Regions from separate parts of the Mus musculus genome. Here region 2 is linked to region 1. The links are chromatin loops, found by intact Hi-C in ENCODE. Cell type or tissue: gastrocnemius. All regions are shown on one strand. Links, peaks and the distances in the headings refer to the core of each region. The heading gives the core; the rest is flanking DNA. Region 1 overlaps Arl15 (ADP-ribosylation factor-like 15). Region 2 overlaps Gm34790 (a long non-coding RNA gene).

Region 1 (8,616 bases), core at 294-8,293:
ATTGCTAAAAGACTAGCATTCCATTCAACCCTTCCAATTTCCCGCAAAACAAAAGTGTAAGAAGGGTAGTTAACTTTTTAAAAACACTATAAATGTGTCTTGTAAAATTTATACTGTTTCTTCTTACAGCGAATTTAAAATAGTTTTCAAGTCCAAAATGGTAAGTGCTGTAGCTGGCCAAGGACTGGACACCCTACAGCACCCTCTCTACTGTCAAAACCCTGAAGAGTCTGTGGAAAGACAGGATGGCAACGCATCTTTAGCAGAGCTTGGAAGACCTCACCCAAATGATGGTCCCCTTAACAATGTACTAGTTCATCAAAACTTAGGAAAGATCACAGAGTGTCCAGAAGAAATGTGCGTCGCAGAATACAAAGTGAGTAAGTAACCTTTCGAGTTAAGTAGAACAAGGAGAAGAAAGAAACGGCAAGAGGCAAGGGGCAGCTTTGGAAGGAGAAAAAAAAAATCATTCAACAAAATGTTCCCACTATTTTTCTGGGAAATCATCTAAGTTTACAACTTAGGTAATCAGACTCTTTCCAATAAATTGGTCATAACTCATGCTAAAAAGCAAATAAAGAGAAACCCTAATATCCTGAGGAATCAATGCAGGAAAAATGTAACTTAGGACATAGAACGGGAAGTCTTGAATGGAAGCAAAGCTGAAAAGCCATTATTTCACTATTCTGGGGGGGAGGGGATGGAACATAATGCAGAGAGATTTACCTTGAACCCCAAATTACAGCATCTTTGATGCAGCTGACAAACCGTTCACAATTCAGTTCAAACCCACATAGGAGAGGCCTTTAAAAGCAGAGTTCTTGGCAGTCTACCAAAGGATGGCTGAATGGCAAGGGCCAAAAGGGAAGGAAGAACCTGGAAGCAGCAAGGAAAAGCCACAAGGGGACCAGAGAGAGCTATCAGGGAGCCCTCTAATCCCTCCTTGCACTCAGTAATAGATACCACCTCCATTACTACTGCCTGGGGAAGAATAAGACAAGACACCCTTCTCTATCTCCACTCTGACATATCAAGACGGTCTGCGTGGGTTTTCCCAAATGCCAGGTCTCAGAGAAATGAAAGAACTTGCTTTGGTGCTTGGAGCCTTCCGCCCCCACCAAGTCAGTTCCCTCCATACTCTCTGCCATGCCACGGTCTCAGAATTCTAACCCTCCCGCCCGCCCACAGCCTCCCAGCCACTCATCCACACCAAGGGACAATAATAGGAAAACGCAGTTCCAGACATGTCTCGGCATGTTCAGGATGGAGATGGCCCTCACTCCTCAAACTGCTTTGGATGAAAGAGGCGCAAAGGCTCGTCCCTGTGACCCAAGCATTAAAAAATGCGTGCTCGGTCGGTTCCGCCTGAAAGGTCCCACCCAGAGATGCCCTGTGGCATGGCATGTGCGACCCTCCCCAGCTCTGTAGCATTGATGATTGAACACCGGAGAGGGATTTGGGTCACATTTATTTATTTATTTATCTTAAGCCCCTGTGTCTCTCGCTTTCCTCGAGGAAACCTGTGACTCTCGGAAGAGCCGTGGTAGCTGTGACCCCACGCTGGAAGGAGGTAGGATCAAAGGCAGCCTGGCCAGACATGGGAAACCATTTCCACTGAGAGTGGACATACTGCCTGTCAAAAGGTTACTCCCACCGCGATGGGACAGCAGATCACATTACTAGAAGTAACAACATGAAAGGGCAAAATCTGGCCACAGTCCCCCACATACATGTTTTTCTTTCCACCAGGGGCAAATGGGAGACACCAGCCACCTCGGAGTTCCCGTCTTATCACTTGTGGGGGGATGGGAACAGGATGGGCGAGGCGGGAAGGGAGCCTTTCCCTAATCAATACAGACCCTGAGCCGCAGCCACTGTTTAATTCCTTTTATATTTTTCTTTTCATTCAGAAACAGCTCACATTCACAGAGACTTTTCTGTCTTCAACTTTTTTTTTTTTTTTTTTTAAATCCGAGCAATCGCAAGCTATATTCTGTGGAAGACAAAATAACTTTGGAGGCGTAAATCTTAATGTCAATGACAGGAAGGCTTTGGTGAACCATTACCATAAATCTGACAAACGCTAATTTGATGGGTGGCTGTATCTGCCTGCTGCACGGACAGTCTAGACAGTCTATTGAGAAATCTTAAAACACAACTGTTTGTTCCCTGTAACACCATCTGGATGTGGCAATAAGCGCCGACCCAGTGCCATTCACACATGGATCAAAGCACATGCTAATGCTATCATGAAGTCATACACATAAAAAATTCAATCTGAGAACGCAAAGCAATTTTCCTAAGTCTTCAGTGAAGAAACCCCCAGACTTAGTGAGCGAAGTGTGTGAGGGGGGGAAGGGGAGGAAGGGGAGGGTGGTGGAGGAACCGAATATTTAATGAGCCTGGCTTCCAGAGGAATGTTAGGCCACCCATTGTATTGGGAAAAGGCTCATGTCACGCTTCAGTCTTGGTACCCGTCGGGGTGCCCCTTTACAAAAATTGATCTGAGGAGGATCTTTGTCATTACCTGTTTCAGCAGAGGGGAAGAGGGCGGACTCGGGGATGCGAAATAAAAGATGGGTACAAGGTGTAAATCGAATATTATAACGTATCGGTCTGAAGTGGCGGAGACGTTCAATACCCGCAATATGAAAAATCTTTCTCATTAAACTGAATGTGGCATCAGATCAAAGAATCGTGGGCCTCCTATTGAACTCCTTTAAATATTACAAACATAAGAGCAAGTCTGGCTGTGCATAAAACAGAAATGAAGCCCCCCACGCCACACCCCCTGCTACCCCCACCCCCTGTACCCTTATCCTACAGCAGGCTGGAGAAGGACACTGCTCATGAAATCTCTGCGTGTGGGTCAAAACACGAAGAATCTTGACGTTTCCCCACATTCAATAAGGTACCAATAAATTAAAATTGGAATTGAGCAGCACTTTCATAAACACATGTCTTCTACCATTTTAAGGCACAATTTTAAAATACATCATTAAAGGGCACAGAGGCACTCTCTGACTCTCACCACCTTGCTGCTGGAAGGGAGTTCTTGCTTGATGCAAGTGTTTCACTCCACTGGGCAGTGCTACCAGTGAGCTTGATGCCTGTGCTTCCTGGCTGGCTGACATCATCTCCCATCAGAACCTAATGGGGGTAGGGTGGGGTGTCCATGACACAAAACACCTTAGCATATGTTGTTATTATTATACTTATCTCTGTCTGCTAAGAGGCAATAAATATGTCATGTCTCTATTTCATTCACTCGGCCTAAGTCATACAAATTCCCACCGGCGTATTTTATTTTATTTTATTCTATTTTATAGTGGTTATAATCGGAGTGTCTGCATTATGTATGTATGGATGTGCACAAACACACACATTCAACTAGATGAATTGTCCTAGTGTGTTATCCAGGCCACGGGCGGTGGGTTACTCAGCAAAACCAGTGAGAAATTACATGCTTTGTCTATCAGAAGACTGTGGCTTATGCAGCAAATTTCCAGCTTGCACGGTTACTAGAGATTTACCCACATAGAGGAAGCTTCAAATGGGAACTGAGGCAAATCCCTTCTGCCCCGCAAAGTGCAGACGCTTCGTGTCCTTCAAGTGTATCTGCTGGAATATGCAGAGGCAACGCGGGATCACAGCAAGAACGCACTGCCGCTTCTAAAATGTGAATTTTTAGAAGGCCAGCCCAGGGCTATGATTTTACAGCGCTGGTGATGTATCCAGTCAATCGATGAGAAAACCAAAGACTGACAGGTGTGTGTGTGTGGGGGGGGGGGTGATGTTCTGATGTTCTTAACATTCAATTTCCAAGGAAGACACTTCCCAAAGTATTTCCTAACAAAAACATTTCAAATGTAGTATTAATAACATAATGCTTTTGTTTCTTAACGGGGGGAGGGAGGATCTACCAATTTTAACACCCCATCCAACATGGAGTTTCCCCATAGTCAAGTATGTTAAATAAGAAAACGTCTTGGAGTGCCTCAACTGCCAACCAACGGCACAAGTTTCCAGTGCGAGTGACAATGTTTTTATTTTACATTCATCCTAAACCACAGAGCTGGCTGGTTAACATAATCTAGATCTCACACACACACACACACACACACACACACACACACACAAAACACAACAACAACCCAAAAAAAAAAAAAAAAAACCCGAAAGAACAGCCTGTTTTTCTGAACTATACAATGCCTGAGAGACCTGCAGAGACCCAACACAAGAACATAATCCACCTTTTCCAAGGACGGCCCTTGTCCTAACTTCCAAAGAAATCCACTGTACAGATGTGAGCTAGCTTAGTCAGTGAGTTAATTATACGCCAAGACTTCTCAGCAGAACTAAGAACTATTCCATTGGCGTGATTCTCCGTAATGATTCGGTGGTGCTCGAGGGAGAGGTCAGATAAAAATACTGATCTAAAATAACTGGGAAATCATAACCATTCTTGTTAACCATTTTATATATTTATACTGACTGCCTTTACAAATATAATTAAACATCTATGCACTGCACCCCTATTACACGGGCTAAATTGCAACTGATAATCATGTTGTCTACCAATAATGGCTTCCTTTCAGGCTGTGGTTGTAATTCTGTAAGTTTAAAAGGGGGGAAAAAATCACCCAAACATTGCTTAATGTAGCTAATCAGGCATTTTCAAAATTAGACTGTAATGAAATGTTAGACAGTGCGTCCAAGGATCTGAAAAAGTGCTGCCGTGGAACAGTACTGCCATCTACTGACTGATGTGACACACTGCCAGGTCAGCGGCGCCAAGATGCCAGAAAGAAATCAGAAAAACCCAGGTCTCACTTTTAGAGAGAAAGATTTTTTTTTTTTCATTTTTTCTAAGCACCATTCTAAAGTGTGGCTTTGTTTTCTGGCTTTGACATGTGAGATCTTCTGTGAAAAACCCATCAAGGTTACTATCTCCTGTATTTATGAAATGATCGTGCCTAGACAGTTCCTTTCAATCCCCAAAGTGTGTTTCTCAGGCAGATCTTGCTTCAAAGAGAACAAACAGGCATAAGTCCGCAACAAGCACCCGTGGATACACTCACCCGTATGGACATTCATGAAAGCGATCTGGTGGGGGAAGTCATAAGACAAAATGGTATTCTAGGTTTTGACTGAGCTGATTAAAAAATCTATAGATAAGGTGGTTGTCACAATGGTTGCCACCAGGACTCTTGTAGCCTCCAGGAGATGGTTCTCCTATAGGAGTTCAACTGATTATTTCTAAGTCGCTTACAAGCAGATGTCAGGAGAAGGAAATACAACCGGACCCTTTGGTTTAAATGGAGCTTCTGTGATGTCCCAAGTGAAGAGTACAGATCTGCACGCAGATCATCCATTGGAGAACGTGGTACTGAGTTCCACTGTGGCTTACAGTATACAAGTTGCAATTGTGGGCTATACCTGCTAACGCTTTGGACAAAAACTGCTACAGAGGGGTCCTGTTGGTTTTTGCATTTAAAAAAAGAAAGAAAGAAAGAAAGAAAGAAAGAAAGAAAGAAAGAAAGAAAGAAAGAAAGGAAGAAAGGAAGAAAGAAAGGAAAAAAAAAGAAAGAAAAAACAGTAATCTGAAGAAAAAAAAAAAAAAAACCCAGAGATTACAGACAGAAAACATTTAGGTGACAGAATTTTTAAAAGGGGTTTAGTCTCCACTAACATAGTCCTTTTAGGCCGCATAATTGAAGAACTCTAAAGAACCACAAAATAAACTGAAAATCCCAGACATAAAGAGATCCACTTATTAATTAAAAGCAGCTCCCTTTTGCTATTAAAACAAGGTTGCCCATGCATACTTTATTGCTGTCACAGTCTTGCATGAGGCAGTATTCAAAACACATAAAAGTGAAGTTGAATAGTTCTCTATGTGCGGAGTAGAGTTAAGTCATGTCTGCTTGCACAAAACTGTTTTTGCAAAGCCGCCACAGAGAGAGGACGGGCGTGAAAGAGAGTAAAACTGCACCAAGTCTCAAGTTCACCAACCAGAGGATCGGGGGTGGGAAGGGTAGGGTGGGGCGCCTTGTGGACAACGTGAGGTGAACCAGAAAAATGCCTGAAACTCTCCCTGTTGTAAAAACTGGAACCAGAAATCAAGACAATCACCACAAAAGAGGCAGGGAACTAATTAAATAAATTATATATTAATTAAATACAAGTTCTTTGGGGACCTTTTTTTTTTTTTTTTTAAAGTCTGGGTTTTGAATCCACGAAATGTATATCATAGTGGTTTCTCTGTGAGAAAAGAAAAGAAAGAAAAAAAAGAGAGAAAGAAGCAATAGTCACTGATAACATTCCATAATGTAGTTTTATTGTAAGCACATAAGGAACTTTGTGGTCCAAAGGCTCATTGTTCATACTAAACGTCCTTTAAAGCGATTGGGTAACCAGTCTGAAAAAATCAGGAACTAAACCAAAAAGGGAAAAAAAAAAAATCTGTCCTTCTGTAGCCACAGTGAGAATAAGTCACTGACATCTTAGATTAAAGGCAGCAGTGTTAACTGAAGCCAAGACTTACCAGACTCTCTGGTCTTAAGCACAGAAAATAAAGACATTTCTGGGATAGATTTTAAAACCAATCTCCTCATTTTATGATGCACCTATAACCGCATGAGAACTTCAACTGTATGGGCAGTGGCTGACCACCGCGGTGCCCTGATTTATACATGTTTACAGATTATACGGCACTGAAAAGTTACCGGTTACCCTATGTCCACACAGGGCACTGGCAGACAGGGAAAACGTGTTTGCCATCAAGGTCAAAGAAGCTTAGAAGCTGACCCAGCTGATAAACACAGTTTACTCCCACCCTCCCACAAACTCCATTTTCTTTTCCTTTGCAGAAGACTCTAAAGGAGCCAGACAGTTTCTAGAGCCCTGTGTGGAATCTGCTACTGAACTTTAGTCAGCCGGGTTCTCCCTGTAGATGGCTTCCTGGCGCGAGTTTGACGCGTCTCCTTACCTGGAAACCCCCGTAGGGGATCCCAGGACGCAAGCATTTTCCGCTGGAATAGCAGCACCTTCCCATCATGCCACTCTCTCAGCGCCCTGGGCACTCCAAGAGACCGCGGAGCACAGTCAGGACACTATGTCCTGGTTCTGTTTACTTACAGACCTATTTTCTAATTCAATTAAATAGCAAGCCCCATATAATCTCTCTGTCTCTCTCTCTCTCTCTCTCTGAAACCATCAAGAACCCCCAGATGACACAACACATATCATTTATTACTCTTGGTGGAGCCTCTGGGAACTGGTGGCAAGCAGTAAACTGGAAGGCCAGGTTTATAAATTCAAAGTGGGGTTGGTCGATGTGTCTTTTCTTCCTCTTTAATCCTAAACAAAAATCTAGAATTTAAGGCGCGGGTCGGGGAGGTGCCACTGGCCCTTCTCCCATCTGAGACTTTGTTTCTACTGAAAACCTACGTTCTTTCCCCAGATGGCTTCACCATAATGGAGAAAAGAATCCCCACTTTTTTACCTTTAGTCTGTATCACAGGTCGGGTGGGTGTATGTGGGGTTTTTGTGTTCACTTTTGATATTCTCCATTTAGGCTCATAGTACAAGGGTTGTGGTACGTTTCATGGAAGGCGGGAGACAGGGTCACAGAAATGATTTCCTGGGCTTTTCCCGGGATTGTGTCCAAGGCCCAGAGAGAAGGGGAAACACACCTTGATACACAGGAGCCAAGGAGACTGACTTCACTGTAAATGAACCACGCTGAAAGAGAGTGCTCTTCCGGGACCTGTCTTTTATTTTACAACAGGGAAAGCACTTGAGGTGATGGTGTGCGGGCACACGCACACACACACACACACACACACACACACACACACACACACACACACACACGGGGAGAGAGAGAGAGAGAGAGAGAGAGAGAGAGAGAGAGAGAGAGATCAGTTAATGAGACTCTAACTGGTACAAGAACAAATCTATCTATCTAAAGCCCTACTCTTCCTAAGTGTGGATTTCACACAAAGACCTAGATGTAAGGGAACCGATTTTACACGAATGCCAAATTTCCATCAAGCTGAGAACAGGACAGCCCCCAAACATGCAACAAATCATGGGCTCCCAGAAACATATTTGGCCAGAAACGTAAGGAGCAGAGTCAGAAGAGAGAAAGAGCAAGAAAAGAGGGAAAGGGGAGAAGGAAAACAGAAGGGAGTCTAGAGGTAAGAACAAAAGTGAGCCAGCGTGAAATGAAGGATGAATCCTAGAAGGGTAAGAAAGGGCTTCCCGAACCCCAGGCCCTCTCCCACTCCTGGGGGATGGATGGATGCCCCTCAGCTACAAGAGCCGTCCAGTGAACAAAAAAAGCCAAGGAGGGGGCAAACTTTAAACCAGTCCCTTGGGATATTCCAGTTAGAGGAATCATCTTTAGCTAAAGATTTCAAGATCAAGTGAGGCAACAATGTAACCTTATGTTTCCGAATGTGTCCTGCAACCTCCAGGTTTGCTTGGCTGATTCCCAGAACACGGAAAACAAAACCCAAAACAGAAGGTAAAAATAGCAAAAGGGATCTGGGCCACCATACGAATCTCTCCTTTGCAGGACAGTCCAGTCCCGGTGAACTCTGGCAGGGC
Region 2 (8,616 bases), core at 582-8,581, 920 kb before region 1:
TGGCCAACTAGACCTTGGCTGATGCTTGGTTAATATATTCAGTGAGACTTTATTGGAGAAAACCGATCTTTCCTTTGCTATTGAGTACCAGTTGCATACAGCTTCTTGGTGGAGCTGGTGTCCACTTCCCCAACTCAGTGCCAGGACTCCATCTGCCTTGAACCCGTGCAGGTCTTGTGCGCTCTGCCACAGTCTCTGTGAGTACATATGTGCATCAGTCTTGTCGGTCTGAAGTACACTGTTTCCTTGGACATAAGCCGTCATCTGTGGTCTTACAATCAGTCTTTCAGCCTCCTCCTCCGTATAGATCCCCGAGCCTTGAGCAGATAGCTTTGACGAAGATATCCTATTTAAGGCTGAGTGCTCCAAGGTCTCTCACTTTCTTTGTGAATCTCTTCTCATTCCCATCTACTGCAAGAAGAAGCTTCTCTGATGGTGGTTGAGCAAGACACTGATCTATGAGACAGCAGTATGTAATTAGGAGCCATTTTATTGCCATATTGTTTTAGCAGAATAACAGAATTAAGTTTTCCCTGGGCCCATCACCTATCTAGTCTCAGTTCTTTGACACTGTAGCAGTGTCAAGTACGGCTTCCATCTCATAGAATGTGGCTTACGTCCAATGTGAAAGTGGATAACTCCTATAACACGTGTACCACTATTACACCAGCGTACACAGGCAGGTCAGAGTTTGTACCTGGGGGATAGGATTGCCTTTTTTCCTCCAGTAGCACACAGAATACCTTGAACCATGAACACTAGCTGTTAGTGGTAAGACTTCTATTAGGCACTATCTACACTTTCTCTATGTTTGATGTCACTACATTTTTAACCTACACAGCTGCACATTAATCTGTAGCTTTGGGTTTCTGAGGCCTAATTAAAACCCTATCAGTGTATCTGTCTCTTTAAATACTCAAGACTGTGCCACAACCTACTGTATCCTATTCCTCCGTGTCCCATGTCCCATCTAGCATTTATTCTTACTCCTGTTTACTCTCTCTCCTCCCCCATCACTCCTCTACTTCTCCCTCTGTCTCTCCCTTCTCTCCCACCTCTTTATTTTGTTTAACACTTTTTATTATTCGTTATGAGTTTCACATCATGCACCCAATCCCCTGCTCATCTCCCCTCATATACATCCTTCACCCTTACAACCTACTCCCCCCAAACACAACACACACACAAACAACTACAACAACAAACAACAACAACAAAACAACCCAAAGTATAGAAAATATTTCATCATGGAAGCTGTAGTGTGTCCCATGTGTCCCATAGTATACTTCTCTGATCACACATTTTCATTTGCAAATGTTCATTGCGTTGAATCATTGGTCTGGTTCAATATCTCTGGCTTCTGTGACAACATGAATATTGGATCCTGTCTTAGTTAGGGTTTTACTGCTGTGAACAGACACCATGACCAAGGCAAATCTTATAAAGGACAACATATATTTGGGGCTGACTTACAGGTTCAGAGGTTTAGCCCATTATTATCAAGGCAGGAGCATGGTGGCATCTAGGCAGGCATGGTGCAGGCAGAGCTGAGAGTCTAAAGCTTCATCTGAAGGCGGCTAGTGAAAGACTGACTTCCAGGCAGCTAGGGTGAGGGTCTTATAGCCTACACCCACAATGACACACCTACTCTAACAGGGCCACACTTCCTAATAGTGCCACTCCCTGAACCAAGCATATACAAACCATCACATTCTACTCCCTGGCCCCATAGGCTTGTTAAACATTTGAGTCTATTGGGGGAGGCATACCTAAACATAGCATAATGCAAAAATATATTTAGTCCAACTTCCAAAGTCCCCATAGTCTCTAGCAGTCTCAACAATGTTAAAAGTCCAAAGTTCAAAGTCTCTTCTGAGATTCATCCAATCACTTAACTATAATTCCCAAAGCAAGACAAGAAACCAGCAGGGCAAACTCCAAACTCTTCATCTCCCTTCTAATGTCAAAGTGGTCGTTAGATCTCCAACTCCTTTTTCATCTTTGATGACTGCAACAAACTTCTCTCTCCTGCTCTGGTTTCATTCCCTGTTAGCATCTTTCCTCAGCAGATATCAACGTTACAGCTTCTTGTTCCAATGTCTGAGATCCACACATGATTTTCTGGGCTCCTCCAAAGGGCTGGTGTCACTTAGCTCTGCCCTCTGTAGCACTCTAAGCTCAAGCTGATCCACTCCATTGCCACTGCCGTTCTTGTTGATTATCCCATGGTGCTGGGATCTTCTACCAAGCATATACAAACCATCACAGATCCTCACTGGGAGTCCTCACAACAATCCTGTTGTTGTTGCCCTGTGTCATGGAGATCCCGAAGCTTTGGAACAGCAGAACCAGCCCTTTCACGAGTCCCAACCATTTGAAGATGATGCAGATTTTGGGATGGGCCAACTCAGAGCCCTGAATCTCAGCCTGGGTGGCAGCTGAGCTGGTCAGTACTCAGGCTTTCCCTTACCTGCTCCAGCTAGGCTACCCAGTGCCACCATCTGCAGAAGGCAGGGTCAGCTCTCCAGCCCTCATGCCCTTGGAGCCAGCTCACCTGTGCCCGCACCTCCAAAGCCAGCTCTGCTAGGATGCCCAGTCAAGACTCGAGAACCCACTCTTCCGAGTGCTACAGGCAGAAAGGGCATGGGATATCTCACCCACTCACACCCTTGGGTCTGACTCACTGGATTGCCCAGGCAAGATGCAGGACTTGCTCTTCCTAGTGTTGTAGTGGGTGAGGGACAGGGCCAGCTCATCTGCTCTCATGACCCCAGGGTCAGCTCTCCCAACTGCAGCAGGTGATAAGGGGCAAGAGGGCATCACCCACGCACACACACAGGCCACCTCACAGCAGATGGGTGGCAGGATCAACTCTCCCATGCTCTCACCCTTGGAGCTGGCTCACACATGCCCCCTTGACCATGGCCAGCCCTTTTGTGCTACCCAGGTGAGGTGCAGAGCCTGCTCCCCCAAGTCCTGCAGCTGATGAAGGGCAAGGATAGCTCTTCCAAGCTCATGACCTTGTAAGAAGCTTTATGGTAATGTGAGCCACAGATATCAACACTGACCCCTGGCACTGCATAGCCATGGACTCAGACATGGCCCTTGGAGGCAGCTTCGGCTGGGACCTCACCATGGCCCGAGGTGGCAGGGCTGTCCACTCACAACAGGCTACTTCATTCCATTCTCAAGTCTCCAGTTCCATCTCTCTTCATAATGTTCAAGTTTCTTCTCTTCCTCTTCCATCTGACTGCAGCATACTTGCACACTGTGGTGGTTCCTGCTCCAAGCCCCTGGGTAACAACACCCCCATCCACGTTTTGTGGTGTGGTGGTAAGTGGTGTCCTGTGCCAGACTCAGGAGGGCAGGTCTGTGGGTGCCATGGTGGTCAACAGGTCTCTGTCTCTCTTCCTTTTCCCTCACTGAGCTGCCTGTGTATGTTAGATTTTATTTTCTTCAACTTGATATTTATGAGTCTCAGGCATAAAACAGCTTTGGTCACCAAAGCAGGCATCAGACTAGGATGAACAAGGGACTGCCATCTGCTCTGCCCTTGACTGCTATAAGAACACTACCAACAACAGGTGTTTCTCCTTGCCCATTGCCAGGGGGTTTCCCCTTTATATGTTTTAATTTCTTCATTGCCATTTAAATTAAGATATGGTCAATCTACCATGTAGACCACAGAACACTTATGTGTTTAATGTTGGTCAACTATGTTAATTATTAATACATTTGTTTTTAGATATATTGTTTCAGGGACGAGCGCTCTTAACTCCTTGTCTTTCCACAGTCCTTCATTTGCCATAGTTCTCTGTGAAGGGATTGGGTCACTTGACATTTCCCACTTCCATGTTAGCATGTCTATTAGTGATGATATTGTTAGGGTCTTACTTAGGTAGCCCTATTGTTACAGGATTATGAGTGTAACTTCCATGCAATTCCTAGGAGACACAATTTCACAGCAGACTTCCTGGTTCTCTGGCCCTTACAACCTTTCTGCCCCTTAGCTTTAGGTACAGGAGTTGTGTTGTAGATGTACCTGTTAGGGCACCCACGATCAATTGTTCCTGTATTTTCACAAGCTGTCATTTTCTGCGATGCTCCTCTCTGAGTGCTGCAGTACTACATGGACTCAGTGGGTTGTATTTGCATATTTATGCCTATGTAAATGTAACAGAAATAACCAATGAATCTGAAAGGCAATGAATCTGAAAGGAAGTCAGGGACCAGTAGGAGGGATCTGAAGGAGAAAAGAGAAGGGTCAAATGATTTAATTATCTTTTGATTTAAAAATGTAAAACTATTAAAACAAACAGTGGATGGATCTTGGGCACTCTTATGAAAGAACAGGAGGAAGGATTGCGACCACCAGAGGGATAGGAACTCCACAGGAAGAACAACAGTCAACTAACCTGGACCCTTAGGGCTCTCAGAGTCTAGACCACCAACCAAAGAATATACACAGGCTGGACCTAGGCCTCCCCGCTCATATGTAGCAGATGTATAGCCTGGTCTTCCGGTGGGTCCTGAACAATTGGAGGGGGACTATCCCAAAGGCTGTTGCTTATACATGAGATATGTTCTTCTAGATGGGATGCCTTGTCTGAGTCATGTGCCAAGGTGTAAGGGATACCCAGGGGGCCCCCACCCACTCAGAGGAGAAAGGAAGAGGAGGAAGTATTGTGGGAGGGACTGACTGGGAAGAGGGGCTGTGAGTAGGATGTAAAGTAAATAAGTAAAAATAAATAAATAAAGACACTCAATAAACTATAAAAAGAAAAGGAAGAAAATCAAATTACTAAACAGTCCAAAGCAGCACAGTGCTTTGTGAACATCGTCCAGGATTCTTGATAGCTAATCACTTGGTTCAGGGGTTCATTTTATCATTTGTTTTCCACATGAAATTAAATATATAAAAAAAACTAAAAGCAACTTGCTATCTGCAGTACTGGCTTGCTGGATGCATGTTGTTCCTACTCACACCACATGATGGCACCATTTCAATGAACAATTGCAAACACTAGCCTCTAAAACTTGACTTTAATTATGCATCTTTTGAATACCACTAGATCGTCATAGATAAATCACGAGGATAAGTTGGAAGCTGAGGTTTCCTGACAGATTTTGCTACTGTCTTTCGATGCTGTTCTCAGAGCAAAGGAAGGTAGGTACAAAACATGGGATTCTGTTCAGACAGATGGAAATTTCAGGGCAGTTAAGGATCTTCCACTGTGCCAAGCCAAACCTGATAGATGAAAGAGTGTCCCAAACAGTAAAGCCAGCGCAGAATATTACAAAATAGCGTGAAAGATGGAGGAATTATCCTTTTACTCACAAGATAATACTATCAGGGAAAATGCGTGGACACAATCTAATCATATACAAGAAATTTGTGTTTAGCGTGTCATCTGCCTTCCTTGTCTTAGACAGAGCAAGTACTTCCTGCCATGACCCCACTTTTAAAACTGTTCCTTCCCTTCTCTAAGAGAAGAAAGAGCCTTAAAGAGTCTTTTTTTTTTAAATGTCAGACTCCGTACTCTGTGCAGCCAATTTTCAGTAATATTTATATTTCACAAACGCCTGGTGAGATGATCATGCTTACATGTTATAAGCAAAGAAGAGAAGGCAAACACTCAAGGCCTCTCGTCTAACAAGAACAAAGCACAGGTCTATTTGTGCTTCAGGTACAGCACTTACCCTTAACCCCAGGATGTTCCCATGTGGCCCTGGAATGAGTGTGCTTCTACCTTTCATATTGCCCATGTATCAGTCTGAATTAAAATGCCACCCTTATCCATACCGGGAACCTTGCTGCGAGGACTAGCCAATATACACCTCATTGAAGTACAACCACTTAAAAATTATGGTGAAAGGATCTTCCATCACTACCACGGTCCACTGGCCGTCAGGGTACACTAGAAATGTCTCTTTCAAGATTCCAAGGGTTTTCTTAGAGGGATAATTTCAGACAAAGGTACAGATTTGTGTTGTATGATTTGAAACATCTTAACCATGTTAGGACTAAAGAAAGGTCAACAGACATTGCTTCACCCAAATGTTAGATGCTAGGTTAAAAAGGCAAGGTTGGGAATCATCTGAAACAGGAAAGATTATCTAATCTAACTAACTGACTGAACTTGAATATATTCTCCAAAGTATTGGTTGGGCATCTGACCAAGTATCTTGAATGCCAGACAATTCTACAGTCAAAAAATTACGTTCGGTTTTGAGCAAGTAGGATTGTTCTTTCTATACCAAGAAGCTGGAGGTGGATGTGGCTGCTGACATTGCTGAAGGATTGCCCACTTGCTGAGAACTCCTTCAGCCCTCGGTGAGAACCGTTCGCTAGGGAAAAGGGCATTAAGAGAATCTTCGATAGGTCAGATGCTATAGGAGAACAATTGAGATGAAGACCCCATGGGATCTCTACCATAGGATTCATAAAGCATTCCACTTATATTGTAATGAACATAATCTAGTTCAACTTCGAGATGAAATATAAGTGTACTTAGTTAAACAAGCTCTAATTTGAATTAAGACAGTCAAATAATGCCAGATGAAAAGAAGAAAAAGGCTTAGAGTATAAATCTGTGCAGACATTCTTCCTCCTTTGTTAACTCCTTTTCTAGACTTTTTGCATTAAAACACCTATGTAATTAATTCAAAGACATCAAAAGTATTTCCAAAAAAAAAAATGACAGCCTCACTACTGTTTTATACATCTTTCTTCTCCAACAGCTTAAATCATCAGTGCCACCAGAGGGAGCTAGTTGATATCTTATCATCAGAATATTAATTTGATATAGTGAATTGTTACTGTATCTATGCTGTAATGCAAAATATTCAATGCACACACATAGTTGCTTGGGAAGGTTAACTTTGTTACTATTCTCTCCTCCAAAGTAACATTTCGGATTGCTTAAAATGAAATTTAAATGTGGCATTATCTCATTTAAAAGGTAAATGTTAAACAGGCCATGACAGTGCACACCTGTAACACCAACACTTGGGTGGCTGAGGCAGGAAGATTAGAAACCAGTTTTGGCTGCAGAGTGAGTTTCAGGCCAGCCTGCTGCTGCTGCTGCTGTGGGGCATATAGGTTAAAAATATGAATTAACATCATTATCAATATTAGAATGTGTTTAAATTAAAAAAATGGACAAATACAGTATTGCTTTAAACACAAAAACAAAACAAGAGCACTAAGTGCCTCCGTTTTGTGTCCAAATTCTGCTAAATGCATTGCTGTCTGTGTATGTGTCTAGGTGAATATGTTTGGGCATGGTTGGATGTGGAAGATGCTTGACCTTCTTTGATGGAAAGGATGGAGGAAAGCAATTTCCAAACTTCAACTCACTCTCGAGGTAGCATAATTTATTTTTGAGCACTGCAGTGTGGTCAGTGACATGTACAAAAGCCAGGTCACATTCCAGGGTATTTGTAAGAACACAGGTATCGCTTGATGCTGTGAGTCTTGGGGGCCTCCACAAAAGCCCTGTGATTCTTTGATCAACTATTTCTTCATCTACAGAAAGATGTAAGGAGGGGTTTAGGAGATGGGAATCATTGTGGCATGAAGTTCATTTTTCTGCTTAGACTTGTAAGATAGGTGAGGCAATAAACGCATTTCCTCACTACTAGAGTATATTTGATCAGATTTTCTGTCCCTCCTAGTGAAAAGTGCCCTAGTTCATTTACCAAATGGAACAATCTATGAAGTTATTGAGCAGTGCTTTCTCAGACATGACTCTAGGGAGAGTGGTCAACAATCGGTCAATCGCATCACTCAATTGATCAGGATATAAATAAAGGCTGAAGAACTGAAGCAACTACTTGTTTAGTCTTTACAAACTAAGGGTACTGAGAGGAAAGGGTGGGGCTCAATGGACTCCTTATCTTTGAGGAAACTTTATGGTTTGGGATCAGAAATAACTCATCTCTTCTATCCAGGGAGAACAAGAAGGTACTCTTCCACTGAGACAAAAACAAGAAGGTTCAAAAGAAGGGCTCAGAGCCTGGAGCCTGCAGATTCTTACTCTTGAAGAAGATAGAGTTCCTGGCTAGAAGCCTGAGTGAGCCCTACTATTTAACGTGCACATGTTTCTGTCTGGGTTGGGAAATAAACAGCCAAAGACAGTCAACGGGGCTAGATCTGTGATACAGGCCTGTAATCCAAGCTTCTCAAGAGGCTGAGGCAGGAAGGTCACAAGTTCAAAGTCTGCCCTGGGATACAAAGTGAGTTTAAAACTAGTCTAGGTAGTTTAGGGAGAGCTATCTCAAAATAAAATGTAAAAAGAAGGCTGAGAATATACTTCAATGGTAGAGCACCTACCTATAGGTAAGTTACATGTACTGTGTTCAATTCCCAGTACCACCGAAGAGAAATGGGGTGGGCAAGGAGAGGAAGAGGGACGGGGGACAAACAAAGAGGTAGTTCGTCTCTACCATCACTTGTGGCAAAGACAACTGAGCTGACTGTAGTCCAAGTAGGTATTACAAAAAGTGGCCAGCTTTCAAATCTCTTGCCCTTGTTCATGGCGGTAACTGTTCCAAACAAAATTCTGGTAATAAGAAGCTATAGGTTTGTGGCACTAGGCAATGAGGGGTGAAAGT

What was found. A loop is a pair of places that touch in the nucleus more often than their neighbours do. Peaks named below come from ENCODE experiments on the same cell type or tissue, not always from the same donor. Only the 100,000 strongest peaks of a DNase experiment are listed, where the experiment ranks them.
Region 2: it touches region 1 in a loop (13-fold over the local background); 38 of 42 quality-filtered maps call a loop at or near these places.

Annotation. Positions count from the first base shown.
Region 1 is chr13:113,873,747-113,882,362 of GRCm38, reverse strand. All of the region lies in intron 1 of Arl15 (ADP-ribosylation factor-like 15), which reads right to left. Among named protein-coding and RNA genes, the nearest start is that of Arl15, 84 kb to the right of the region's middle. In gastrocnemius, for the core only: no CTCF peak of the experiment used is centred there; a DNase peak (open chromatin) is centred at 4,758; H3K4me3 peaks cover 370 bases.
Region 2 is chr13:114,789,865-114,798,480 of GRCm38, reverse strand. The region is part of intron 1 of Gm34790 (a long non-coding RNA gene); the gene reads left to right. Among named protein-coding and RNA genes, the nearest start is that of Gm34790, 24 kb to the left of the region's middle. In gastrocnemius, for the core only: CTCF peaks have their summits at 4,975 (motif pointing right) and 6,761 (motif pointing right); a DNase peak (open chromatin) is centred at 4,983.